Linked DNA regions of Homo sapiens: region 1 is linked to region 2. Evidence: chromatin contacts called from ENCODE Hi-C data. All regions are on one chromosome and are shown on one strand. The core of a region is the stretch at or near the end of the contact, and the rest is flanking DNA. Distances in the headings are between cores, read along the strand shown.

Region 1 (6,162 bases), core at 808-3,307, 1.2 Mb after region 2:
GGCTCAAGTGATCCTCCCACCTCAGCCTCCCGAGTAGCTGGGACTACAGGCACGCGCCACCAGGCCCAGCTAATTTTTGTATTTTTGTAGAGATGGGGTTTCACCATGTTGGCCAGGCTGGTGGTGTGACCTCAAGCGATCTGCCCGCCTCAGCTTCCCAAAGTGCTGGGATTACAGGTGTGAGCCACCGCGCCCGGCCAGGGTTTGTCTATATATCCTTATATAGATATGTTACTTGTAAAATGAGTTGCAATGTCTTGAGGAATTGCTACAGCAAATAAATAGATAAGCTGCTAAAGTGTATACGTATTTTATTAAGAAATGTCCACATAGGCCAGGCGCGGTGGCTCACACCTGTAATCCTAGCACTTTGGAAGGCCGAGACAGGCGGATCACATGAGGTCAGGAGTTCGAGACCAGCCTGACCAACACAGTGAAACCCGTCTCTACTAAAAACACAAAAGTTAGCCGGGCGTGGTGGTGTGCGCCTGTAAGCCCAGCTACTCAGGAGGCTGAGGCAGAAGAACCGCTTGAACCCGGGAGGCGGAGGTTGAAGTGAGCCGAGATCGCGCCACTGCACTCCAGCCTGGGTGACAGGACCAGACTACATCTCAAAAAAAAAAAAAAAAAAAAGAAATGTCTGCATAAATTCAAAGACGAAAAATGGGGGAAGAAATGCAGGACTGCCTTAAGGATGAAACCAAAAGAGAAGATGGAGAGAACATCTGGCTGGGTTTAGGTCGTGGTTCTGCCATGTGGCTTCCCTACTTTCTTTTAGGCAACAGATTCAATGGGCACCTGTTATAGGCCAAGCATTATCGCGGGGCCTGGGGATCCAAGATTAATTAGTAAACAGACGCTGGACAATATAGTCTGGAGAAAAACCCAAGTTACCTGCTGCTTACTTTGGGCAGGCCCTTTGGCTTTCTGTAAAACAGGAATAACCACCCCTACCTTGGAAAGCTGCTATTAGGATGAAGTGAAATATAATCTTCAAGATCACAGCATGTGGCATTATGCAAAATCCAGGGTGCCCCCTTCACCACCAGACTCACTCTCAAGTCACTTCACAAGTACTAGATACAAAAAAGACAGGTCTCTACGCTCGATCTACAGGAGAAGCCAGGTTTGCTAACAATTACAAAATAGCGTACCACGTGTAAAAGTCCAGTTAACAGAATGCGGGGGAGTTCAGAGGCCACCTAGTATGTTGGTGTGGCCAGGAGAAGGGGGAGTTGGAAGGCGGCATCTGCTTCCCAGGGGTGATGCCCCCCGCAGCTGGCTCCTTTCAGCCTTGTAGGAATTCCCTGGGCCCAGTGCCCCAGGGGGCGTCACTAGGAACTGCTCGGCCCCGAGAGGGGTTCCTTCTCCAGGGCTACTCCAAGGCCCCATCCCGCCCCGCCCGGGCAGCCCCCGCTGACCTTGAGCGAGGCCAGGTGGGCGATGTCGGGGCTGAGTTCTCGGAGGCAGTTGTCAGCAGCCGCCAGTTCACTGAGCAGGGGCAGCGCGCCGGGGCGAAAGAGCTCGGCGGGAAAGGAGTCTAGGCAATTGCCGGTGAGGTTGAGGCTCTGCAGGCGCGGGGCGCAGCGCGCCAGGTCGGCTGGCAGCTCGCGCAGCCGGTTGCCGCTGAGGTTGAGGCTCTGCAGCTGCGGAAGGCCCGGCGGCTCGGCGGGGCCCAGGCCTTGGCCCGGCGGCAGCGCCTCCAGCGCGTTGCCCGACAGGTCGAGCACCCGAAGGGCAGGCAGCGGCCCGAGCTCGGGGCTCAGGCCGGGCCCCAGCGCGTTGCGCCGCAGCACGAGGCTGTGCAGCTGCGGCAGGCCCTGCGCCAGGCCAGGCCCCGGCGCGCGCAAGCTCCCGCAGCCGCTCACTTCCAAGTAGTGCAGCAGCGGCAGGGTGAAAAGCCGCGGCGGCAGCTGCCCACCCGCCGCCCGCACTCGCTCCTCCAGCCCGGGCCCCGTCAGCAGCAGCTCCCGCCGCCGCTCGCGCTCAGCCAGCTCCAGCTCCGGCCAAGACTCTGACACCGCTGCCGCCGCCATGGCGCCTCAGCTGCTGGCAGGCACCCACCCACCAGGGTGCTTCCGGGGCAGCGCGCGCCACTTCCGACCTGTGCCGGAAAAGCCCATAGAGAAGCCACCTGGCTGCTAGAGTGCCGCCGCGCGTGCCATAGAGGAGAGTGGCCTCTCCTGCGTAGAGCCGGGGAGGGGCTGGAGAGCGGCTCGCTCTCTCCGCGGGTAGGGGTGAGGGTGGGGGTTATGAACCCAAAAATATCTGAGACAGGACTCAATGAAATGTAAAAAGTTTATTTTGCCAAGGTTAAGGACACGCCAGTGTCACAACCCTAGGAGATCGTGACGATGGTGCCCAGGGAAGTTGGGATGCAGCTTGGTTTTGTACATTTTGGGGAGACGTGAGACATCAATCAACACGTGCGAGTGTACCTTGGTTCAGCCCAGAAAGGCTGGACAATTCCAGGAGAGGGCTTTCAGGTCACAGGTAGAGAAGAGACCGGAGGGTGCATTCTTTTGAGTCTTTGTTCAGCCTTTCGCTGACTGCACAATTTATTATGCATGTGAGACGCGGGTAGAGGAATAGTCGCTTATGCTTTAGTCTGGCTTACTGAATCTTCATTTCTACGTAAACAGTAGAGCAAAGGAAGCGATCAGATATGCATTTGTCTAGGTGAGCAGAGGGATGGCTTTGAGTTCAGTCCTTTGTCTCGCACCTGTGAAGGGAAGCTATCAATTTGCATTGCCAGGGTGAAATTCAACAGAACTGTTTTAGGGTAAAGATCTTGAGGCCCACAGAGAATTTCTTTGTGGGCAAATTGTGAGGGAGGTGTGTAGCTTTAAAAATATGTATTTGTAACTATCTTATTTAGGAATAAGACGGGAGGCCGATTTGCCCGAAGCAGTTCCCAGCTTGACTTTTTCCTTTGACTTAGTGATTGTGGGGTTTTGAGATTTATTTTCCTTTCACAGGGTGGGGTGCGGGCGGATGGAGGAGCCAGAGTCTGTGCTCTACTGTGCCCCGACCGGCTTGTTTTGGAATTCCTGCACTTTTGAGTGGTGTAAACCAAAACCAAAATTCTTTTTTTTTTCTTGAGACGGAGTCTCGCTCTGTCACCCAGGCTGGAGTGCAGTGATGCTATCTTGGTTCACTGCAACCTCCGCCTCCTGGGTTCAAGCAATTCTCCTGCCTCAGCCTCCCGCTGGAACTACAGGTGCATGCCACCGTGGCCGGTTAATTTTTATATTAACCGTGTTAATATAATTTTTATATTAACCGGTTTTCGCCATGTTGGCCAGGCTGGTCTCGAACACCTGACCTCAGGTGATCTGCTCGCCTCAGCCCCCCAAAGTGCTGGGCTCACAGGCACAAGCCACCGCACCCAGCCCCCAAATTCTTATTTATTTATTTATTTATTTATTGAGACAGAGTCTTGCTCTGTTACCCAGGCTGGAGTGCAGTGGTTCCAGCTCGGCTCATTGCAGCCTCAACTTCCCTGGCTCCAGTGATCCTCCCACCTCAGCCCCTGAGTAGCTGGTACCACAGGCATGTGCCACCACGCCTGGCTAATTTTTGTATTTTTTGTAGAGCTGGGGTTTTGCCATGTTGCCTAGGCTGGTCTCAAACCCATGAACTCAAGCAATCCACCTGCCTCAACCTCCCAAATTGCTAGGATTACAGGTGTGAGTCACCAAACCTGGCCAAAAAATAAAATTCTAGAGGCTGGGCACGGTGGCTCATGCCTGTAATCCCAGCACTTTGGAAGGCCGAGGCGGGCGGATCACCAGGTCAGGAGATCGAGACCATCCTGGTGAACACGGTGAAACCCCGTCTCTACTAAAAATACAAAAAAAATTAGCCGGGCTTGGTGGCAGGCGCCTGTAGTCCCAGCTACTCGGGAGGCTGAGGCAGGAGAATGGCAAGAACCCAGAGGGCGGAGCTTGCAGTGAGCGGAGATTGCGCCACTGCACTCCAGCCTGGGCGACAGAGTGAGACTCCGTCTCAAAATAAATAAATAAAAATAAAATAAAATTCTAAGCCCCCCAACCATCTGAGTGGACCCCTCCTCTGGGCCAAGGGCATTCCCTAGTTAATCTGAAAAACTAGTTCAGGCCATGATGGGAAGGGTCGGATGTGGAGGGGTAGGGGTTGGACATGCCTCATTATATTCTCCTCCCTTTGGGAATTCAGGCCCACCTGACCATCATTAATATCAACACAGACTTTAAGACTGACAAAGCCAGGCCAGGTGTGGTGGCTCATGGCTGTAATCCCAGCACTTTGAGAGGCCATGGCGGGTGGATCACTTGAGGTCAGGAGTTTGAGACCAGCCTGACCAACATGGTGAAAACCCATCCCTACTAAAAATACAAAAATTAGCTGGGCATGGTGGCGGGCGCCTGTAATCCAAGCTACTCGGGAGGCTGAGGCAGGAGAATTGCTTAAACCTAGGAGGCGGAGGTTGCAGTGAGCCAAGATTGCACCACTGCATTCCAGCCTGGGTGACAGAGCGAGACTCCATCTCAAAATAACAACAACAATAAAAGACTGACAAAGCTGACTCTTTGTAGCAATGATACCAAATTCTAGCCTGTTTCTAGTAGAGCATTATGTGACTGATCAAGGCCCTGAAGGAAATTGAAGTATTTTACCCCAAATTATATTTCCTTGCTGTATCTTAAAACAATCCTGCAAGGCTGCCTATTGTGGGGGAAATCCACATTCTGAAGATAGTATCCTTGCTTTGCTAGGCCTTTTTCCTGATCCAGGAGAGAATCAACTCTGATAATAAATAAATAAACAAAGAAAAAAACAAAAACCATTTACAGGCCGGGCGCGGTGGCTCACTCCTGTAATCCCAACACTTTGGGAGGCTGAGGCAGGCGGATCACCTGAGGTCAGGAGTTCAAGACCAGCCTGGCCAACATGGTGAAACCCCGTCTTAACTAAAAATACAAAAATTAGCCAGGTGGGGTGGTGGGCGCCCGTGATCCCAGCTACTTGGAGGCTAGGGCAGGAGCTTCAACCCAGGAGGCAGAAGTTGCACTGAGCTGAAATTGCACCATTACACTCCAGCCTGGGCAACAGAGGGAGGCTCCATCTCAAAAAAAAAAAAAAAAAAAAAAAAAAAAAAAAAAGAACTTCCAGGGGCTAATTTTGAAGGAAACCAGGCTCAGAGACCCAGATGTGGATCCTACTGCTCTGGGGCAGTTAGGAAGAGTGAGCCCACCACTACTGGGCCAAAGTCAGGATGATGCAAGCTGGACCTTCAGACAGGGTGTTACTCGAGATCACCTTCGGAACAAGACATGCAGCCCTGCACCCCCCTGCACCCCCTTGCACCCTTCTGCATCCTCCTGCACCACCCCCACATGTTTCCCACACCAAGTTTTCCTTCCAAAACCTCTCACTCAGCCCAGAAGACAGAGGGTCTCTTGGAGGCATGAGCCCAGCCATGTCCCATCGGCTGGCATTTGTTTAATAAACGGCTTTCCTTCCACCACACCTCGCTTCTCATGTTTTTGGTCTTTGAGCAGCCACGCTTGAGCTGGTTGCAGATCTGGTGCCTTGTGTGAGGCACTGTGTTGTGAGTGGCTCAGCCTGTGTACCTGGTTTCCAATGAAGGCAGAGATTGGCCACAGCAGTCCCAGGATTTACCCACTCTTGCTGTCAGGCAGGACAGCAGCTGCTTGAAAATGCCAGCTGCTCATGGCCAGCTGACCCCAAGGCTAGGACCTTAGGGAATTCCTAGTGGCTGCCGAGACTGCCTTTGTCTTGGGGATTTTCCCTTCCCTCTCCTTCATGACATCAGCATCTCTCATGCTCTGCTGGTGGGAGGGAAGCAGTATGTGGGATGTGAACTGAAGTGCACCTGGAAATCCTCTGCATCTGCCATCTGGGGCTCTAGCTGTCTAGAGCTAGTATTGGTAGTCTGTGGTGCCACCTGGGTCTCTGTGCCATCTGGACCTAACGCAGGTAACTCTGTGGTGCCGCCTGGGTCTCTGTGCCATCTCGACCTAACGCAGGTCGCTCTGTGGTGCCGCCTGGGTCTCTGTGCCATCTGGACCTAACACAGGTCACTCTGTGGTGCCGCCTGGGTCTCTGTGCCATCTGGACCTAACGCAGGTCACTCTGTGGTGCTGCCTGGGTCTCTGT
Region 2 (6,122 bases), core at 3,216-5,715:
CACGATGCTGCAACTTGTCAATGTAAAATAAACAACAGAGAGACTGGCTCTCCCAAATAAAGTTTACTGGGGGATGGCAGGGGATTGCAATCTGGGATATGCATGCTGAGGGGGACCGTAGGTGTATCTTTCTTTTAGGGGTGGGAAGAGGAAGTCTACACAGATTGTTTTGGAATAAACCTCCCTGGGTACAGGAGCTTATTGCAGGGTTGGTGATTACTCATGGGTAACATGATTGTTGCGGGGGAGATGTCTTCATAGGAGCAGCTGATCTGGAATGTTGTGTGCTGTCGGAGTCCCTGTAACAGTTCTCATCATAGGCACCCGAGCATGAGGGACCTTCCGTTGAGGCCTCCCAGCTCCGTTTTGCTTGGGTCCTGACATAAGTGACTCTGCCTTAGTATTGACAATTTTCACACAGTGGAGCCAGTTTCCCCCATTTGTGCCCCCTCCCCCAGTTCATATGCTGAAACCGAATCCCTAATGTGATGACATTATGAGGTGGGGCTTCGGCATGTGCTTAGGTGGGTAGTGAGGGTGGAGCCCTCGGGAATGGGTTAGTGCTTTTATTTATGTATTTTATTTTATTTTGAGACGAAGTCTCACTCTGTCGCCTAGGCTGGGAGGCAGTGGCATGATCTTGGCTCATTGCAACCTCTGCCTCCCAAGTTCAAGTGATTCTCCTGCCTCAGCCTCCCGGGTAGCTGGGATTACAGGCATGCTCCACCACGTCCAGCTAATTTTTGTATCTTTAGTAGAGATAAGGTTTCACCATGTTAGCCAGGCTGGTCTCGAACTCCTGACTACAGGTGATCCGCCCACCTCGGCCTCCCAAAGTGCTGGGATTACAGACGTGAGCCAAAACACCCGGCCAAAGTTAGTGCCTTTAAAAAGGAGGCCCCCCAGAGCCCCCTCATGCCTTCCACCCTGTGAGGACACAGCATGAAGAAGTGATCTAGGAACCAGGAAGGGGTCCTCGCCAGACCTTGAATATGCCGGCGCTTTGATCTTGGACCTCCAGCCTCCAGAAATGTGAGAAATCAATTTCTGTTCTTTAGAAGCCACCCCATCTATGACTAAGACACCCTCCCACCTTCATGCTACTGAGTGGACAAGCTTACATGAAATGACTGTTTTCACATATGTGGCACCAGGCAGCCCAGGGATGCCGGTGAAATCTCTGGGTAAGTCTCTTTGGCCTCTGGTACTGGCAGCTTCTCCTGTTAAGAGGGCAGTCCTCCACGAGTGTCTCGTGCCCCCCACCTCTCACAGGGTGTGCCAGGAATGCAGGCCCTGAGTACCCTCCCCCATTTCTCAGGGTGGTTTGCCCTGAGAGTCCTCTAGGGACAAAGAGCAGCTTGCTCACTGCTTGCTGCAGAAACAGCTGACTCCCCCAGTGCAGGGCTCCTCAGTGGCCACGCAAACCTACTGACTGTGCAGTGCCCACCCAGGCCTACCCACATGGCACCCGTGGAATTTGGGGGCAAGGGGATAAGACCAAACACACAGGTGAGCACCTGCCTGCCACGCCATGAATGAAAAAGTCCTTTGTCTCTGACCCCGGAGTTTCACGTCTTCTGTCAGCATCCCTGCTGCGGTAACGGGCCAGCTCTTCCTTTGTAAGGAAAGCTAAAACCCAGTCCCAGAGCTGGCACCACCTGGAGGAGGAAGTGCTCTTCCCTGCCCCTCCTTGGCCATGTGACTTGCTCTGGCCAGTGACATGGGAGTGCAAGCGACACATCCCAGCTGTGCATGGCCGCTGGGAGAGTGTGGCATGGTTTCTCCATCTCTCCTCCATGTCCTCCCTTGTCAGGAGAACGGCATGTTCCAGAGAGCCACAGCTTGCTCAGCCTGGACCCCAGAACGAAGGAGGCATCAGAAGCTGAGCCACCCGTGGCCGACAAGAAACCTGAGTGGGAGGGGAAACTTGGTTGCTGTGATCGACCCAGGCTTGCGAGTTGTTTTGGCAACACAGCCTAGCAAGAGCCGACCAATATGTCATTGATGAAAGAAAGTCAACAGGCGTGTAGAAGGAGCTGTCTACTGAGCATGTCTGCACTTTTCTGAATTATGTTGCACTTGAGTAAAAAGTAAGCAAGCCTGTCTATTTACTTTAAATGATGTGTGCCAGATATGTACAGTATGCAGAGTTAAGAAGGTGCCACCCCAAAATAGGCTGCTCTGGCATAGTCACTATTAGGAATTAAAGGCAGTTAAAACAATAACAGGTGCAAAAAGATCATTCTGATCTCTCTTGTGTTTCTTAAAAGCAGAAGATGAAATTCCCAGGTGAAAGATGCTCTCCCTACACTAGAAAGCTCTGATCCTCAAGGATGAGAAGCTGAGACCCAGCAAATGCTGTACAGTCCCTGATAAAATGCCTCTCACCTTTTCAGCCCCCCACATCATCTAGCTGCTTCCTCAAACCTCACTGTTCTCTGTCCAACTCAGCACACGACTGAGTCTGCTTCACTGGGTCTTCACTTCCTTAGGAGGGCTCCTGAGCCACATCCAACTTTAATCAAATACACTGGCATGATGATCTGTCTTATCTTGATTTAACTCTTGGGCCCAGCCAGGACCTCAAAAGGATGGAGGTGGAGTTTTTCAGCCCCTACATATGCAAACACACACATAGCATGTATCTGAGCGGCCACATGGGCTGGCCCTGCTATTTTCTTATGGCTTCTCAGCCTCCCAGCCACCTTCTGCTCTGCATCACTGGAGCTGGGAGGCTGCAAGCTCCTTTCCCACTCTCCTCTGCCCGTTGGCTTCCAGTGAGGCTCCTGCAGCGATGGCGTTGGTGGGAGATGCCAGGCGAGGAATTGATCTCGCATTCTCGTTTCTGGGAACGTCTCTGAAAATGGCTGAATCCCGTCTGGGATCCCAGCTCCCAAGGAGGCGGCAGCTTGCTCACTGCTTGCACAGCCCCAGACGGCAGAGGGGCCCTCTCCTGCACAGCCTGAGACAGTGGAGGGGCCCCCTCCTGCACAGCCCCAGAAGATAGAGGGGCCCCCTCCTGCACAGCCCGAGACAGTAGAGGGGCCCCCTCCTGCACAGCCTGAGACGGTGGGGGGGGGCCCTTCCTGCCCAGCCCCAGATGGTAGAGGGGCCCCCTCCTGCACAACTCCAGAGGGTAGAGGGCCCCTCCTGCACAGCCCGAGACGGTAGAGGGGTAGCCCTGGTCTCTGGGGGCTGCACTCCTGGGCTCTGGAGCTGCCACAGCTCCTCCCTCCTAGTGCTTCCCCTTCCTTGTTTTGCTTTTTGCCCTTTCTGACATAGTGACGACTTCCGTTTCGCAGTCTGGACCTTCACCACCCCAGGGCGAGGGCACAGGCGAAGCAGCAGCACCCCCCCGGGGCCTCTCTTTATTTGGAATACAGTGTGGGGGCTCCCCCTTCCTTCTCCAGCCCGCCCAGGCCCCTGGAGCTGTCCTGGGGCCTGGGGAGTGAGGACCCGTGCCAGCAGCACAGACTCTGCCAGGCCGGGCCCGCTCAGGTGGGAGCCCAGGCCGGGTGAAGCTGTGACCCGGCCCTCACCCCAACTCGGTGACAAAAGCTATCACAGGGCTGCAGTGGGGGAGGAACAGGACGCATCTGCCAGGCACCTGACCCGCAGTGCACTTCTGGGAGCTGTGCTTATCTCCCCGGGGTCTATTTCGCCCCAAGGTTTGGCGGGTTAAAAGCTGATATGCAACCGGCACGACATGAACAGTATTTCATGATTAAAGACATCGCGTCCATGTATAATTGAGATGCTGCCGCATTTGCGGGGATTTTCAAGCGAAAACCAGGCCACGTGGAAAGGCTAAGCCCTCGCACCCCCCCGCCCCCCACTGCTGGGACCCCCGCCCCGCGGGAGACCCCGGCCCGCGGTCCCCTATGCCCGCGACCCCTGCGCTCACCCTCTCCCCTCAACCCTGAGTCCAGCCCAGTCTCGCGCGAGGCCGCAGGGAGACCCCCGCCGCTCCCTGGACCACCCCTGGGCCCACCGTACCCAGCCGCTCCCCGGCGCCCCCCGGGACGACCCCGAGCCGGCTGCCCGCCTCCCGCCGCATTCCGCACAGGCGCACCGCGCACCGAGGGCCGCACCGCCCAGCTCCGCCTGCTGCGCCAATGGCCGACGGGGTCCAAGTCGGCGGCCCAACGGAGAGGCGGGGCTAGGGGCGGGACCAGGACGCGGGACAGCAACTGTCCCGCAAGGCCCGGATTGAGGAGGCGGGAGGGACCGAAGCAGGCGGACCCAGGATTTGGCGCCGCGATCTCGAGGCTTGGCCTGGAGTAGGAGGGGAAACAAGGCGGGACTAGGGGCGAATCCGAGGGGGCGGAGCAGGGCTCGGGGTGCGGTCGGGGGCGTGGCCGGGGCGCGCTGCGGCCATCTTGGGGGCGGGCCCGGGGCGGAGACGAGCCCGAAGGGGCGGGGCCTCGGCGGCAGCAAGAAAGGCGGGACCGGGGCATCTCGGGGCGGGGCTTGGGGCTGGATCTATGAGCCGGGAGCGGGGATCCAGGAGCGAGGAGCCGGGAGCGGGGAACAGGGAGTCGGGGAGCCGGGAACCAGGGCTGGCAGCGGCCGCCATGAGCACGGTGGACCTTGCTCGCGTGGGCGCGTGCATCCTGAAGCATGCGGTGACCGGGGAGGTGAGGCCGGGTGGACGCAGGGCGGTGGGCGCGTCCCTGGCTCCTTGCCCGGGCGTCCTGGCAGCGATGGGGTGGTGGGGGCCGCGGGGCCTGGGCGGGGCTGGGGGCAACGGGGCGCGCCCATGACCCAGCCGCCCGGCAGGCCGTGGAGCTGCGGAGCCTGTGGCGGGAGCACGCGTGCGTGGTGGCCGGGCTGCGGCGCTTCGGGTGCGTGGTGTGCCGCTGGATCGCCCAGGACCTCAGCAGCCTTGCTGGGCTCCTGGACCAACACGGCGTGCGCCTGGTGGGCGTAGGGCCCGAGGCCCTGGGTCTGCAGGAGTTCCTGGACGGCGACTACTTCGCGGGAGGTGCGTCCTGTTCCCCGCCGCGGCGGCGCACATACCCTTCCCTAAGCTCAGGGCGTTCGGGGCCCTTTCCTGCCCAACCCCGGCCCTTCTGTCTGCTGGAGCGGCCTTGATATGCCCACGGGTCAGCGTCCCTCATCTCTCCCTGCCTCCCCGCCCCGCAGCTGGTGGCTGGGTGGTGCCCTGCACAGACCTGGGCCCAGCAGCAGAGTCTGGACGAGCTCTGCCCCGCCGGCTCCACCTGTTGCCTCTGGGACTCAGCCCCTCTTCTGAGGGGAGGGGGGACACTCAGCCCCGTTTTACCCCTCCCTGCCCTGCGGGGGTGGGCTGAGCACGGAGGGTGGGCAGAGGAACAGAGGGTCGGAAGGAGGAGGGCGATTCTTTGTGGTGAGTGGGTTGGGGGCTGGTTCTGCGCCTGGGGCACACACATGTGGCTTCCGCTTTCCAGAGCTCTACCTGGATGAGAGCAAGCAGCTTTACAAGGAGCTAGGCTTCAAGCGGTGAGTGGGGGCGGGAACCCTTGGGTAGCGTGGGGTGGGGGGCCCAGGGGTTCCCACCGCTCCCTGCCACCTCCTCTCCCTGCTGCCCTCTGTGGTGCTGTCCACTCGGGCCTTCCTGGGCAAGGCGGCTCTGGTGGCACTGTTGACCAGCCCTTCTGCCAGGCCTTCTCTTGGGTGCTGGGTGACTGTAATGAGCCACCTCGTCCGGGGCTTACTCTCGGTGTCCAGACCACCTCGTGGGGTGGAGCCTCGTGGCCCATCAGGGGCCATCCTAGCTTTCTGGTGTCTGTGCCACAGGCTGCTTCCTTTGCTTGGCAGTTGCCAGCTGAGCCAGATCCCTGGGCACACCCAGCCTGGGGCCCCATCCATGCTCCCTGCACCCTCTGTGGACCCTCGGCTAGCAGCCACTGGGCTCGGTGTCCAACCTGCCGGTGGGCTGGGCTGGCTACTGATCTGGTCGCCTGTGCCATCTCTGAGCCCTGGTGAGGCGGGTGGGTGGGGTGGGGCCTGACCTAGGAACTGGTCTCATGGACACTGGAGCAGGCTCTGGACCCAGGCTTCTCCGGAGTTTGGCCAAGCGACCTGGTGTCTTCGCAGGTACAACAGCCTGAGCATCCTCCCAGCAGCTCTGGGGAAGCCCG

The links. Hi-C counts contacts between places; a loop is a spot of excess contacts on that map. Pooled maps may share reads with other maps.
Region 1: a pooled map shows a loop between it and region 2 (9-fold over the local background). The contact joins the promoter of LRRC47 here to the promoter of PRXL2B in region 2. A Hi-C loop is called at or near these places in 2 of 37 single-sample maps with no recorded cell type and 7 of 50 pooled maps.

Annotation. Positions count from the first base shown.
Region 1 is chr1:3,794,441-3,800,602 of GRCh38, forward strand. It overlaps LRRC47 (leucine rich repeat containing 47), which reads right to left and starts at 2,058. Exons shown (of 7, transcript NM_020710.3): 1 at 1,422-2,058. The coding sequence starts at 2,036. RefSeq lists a silencer at 1,620-1,829 and an enhancer at 1,945-2,239.
Region 2 is chr1:2,582,312-2,588,433 of GRCh38, forward strand. PRXL2B (peroxiredoxin like 2B) reads left to right here and starts at 4,466. Exons shown (of 7, transcript NM_152371.5): 1 at 4,466-4,637; 2 at 4,780-4,984; 3 at 5,430-5,481; 4 at 6,079-6,122. The coding sequence starts at 4,575. LOC100996583 (a long non-coding RNA gene) reads left to right here. Exons shown (of 4, transcript NR_121638.1): 3 at 1,059-1,184; 4 at 1,814-2,223. RefSeq lists an enhancer at 5,274-5,906.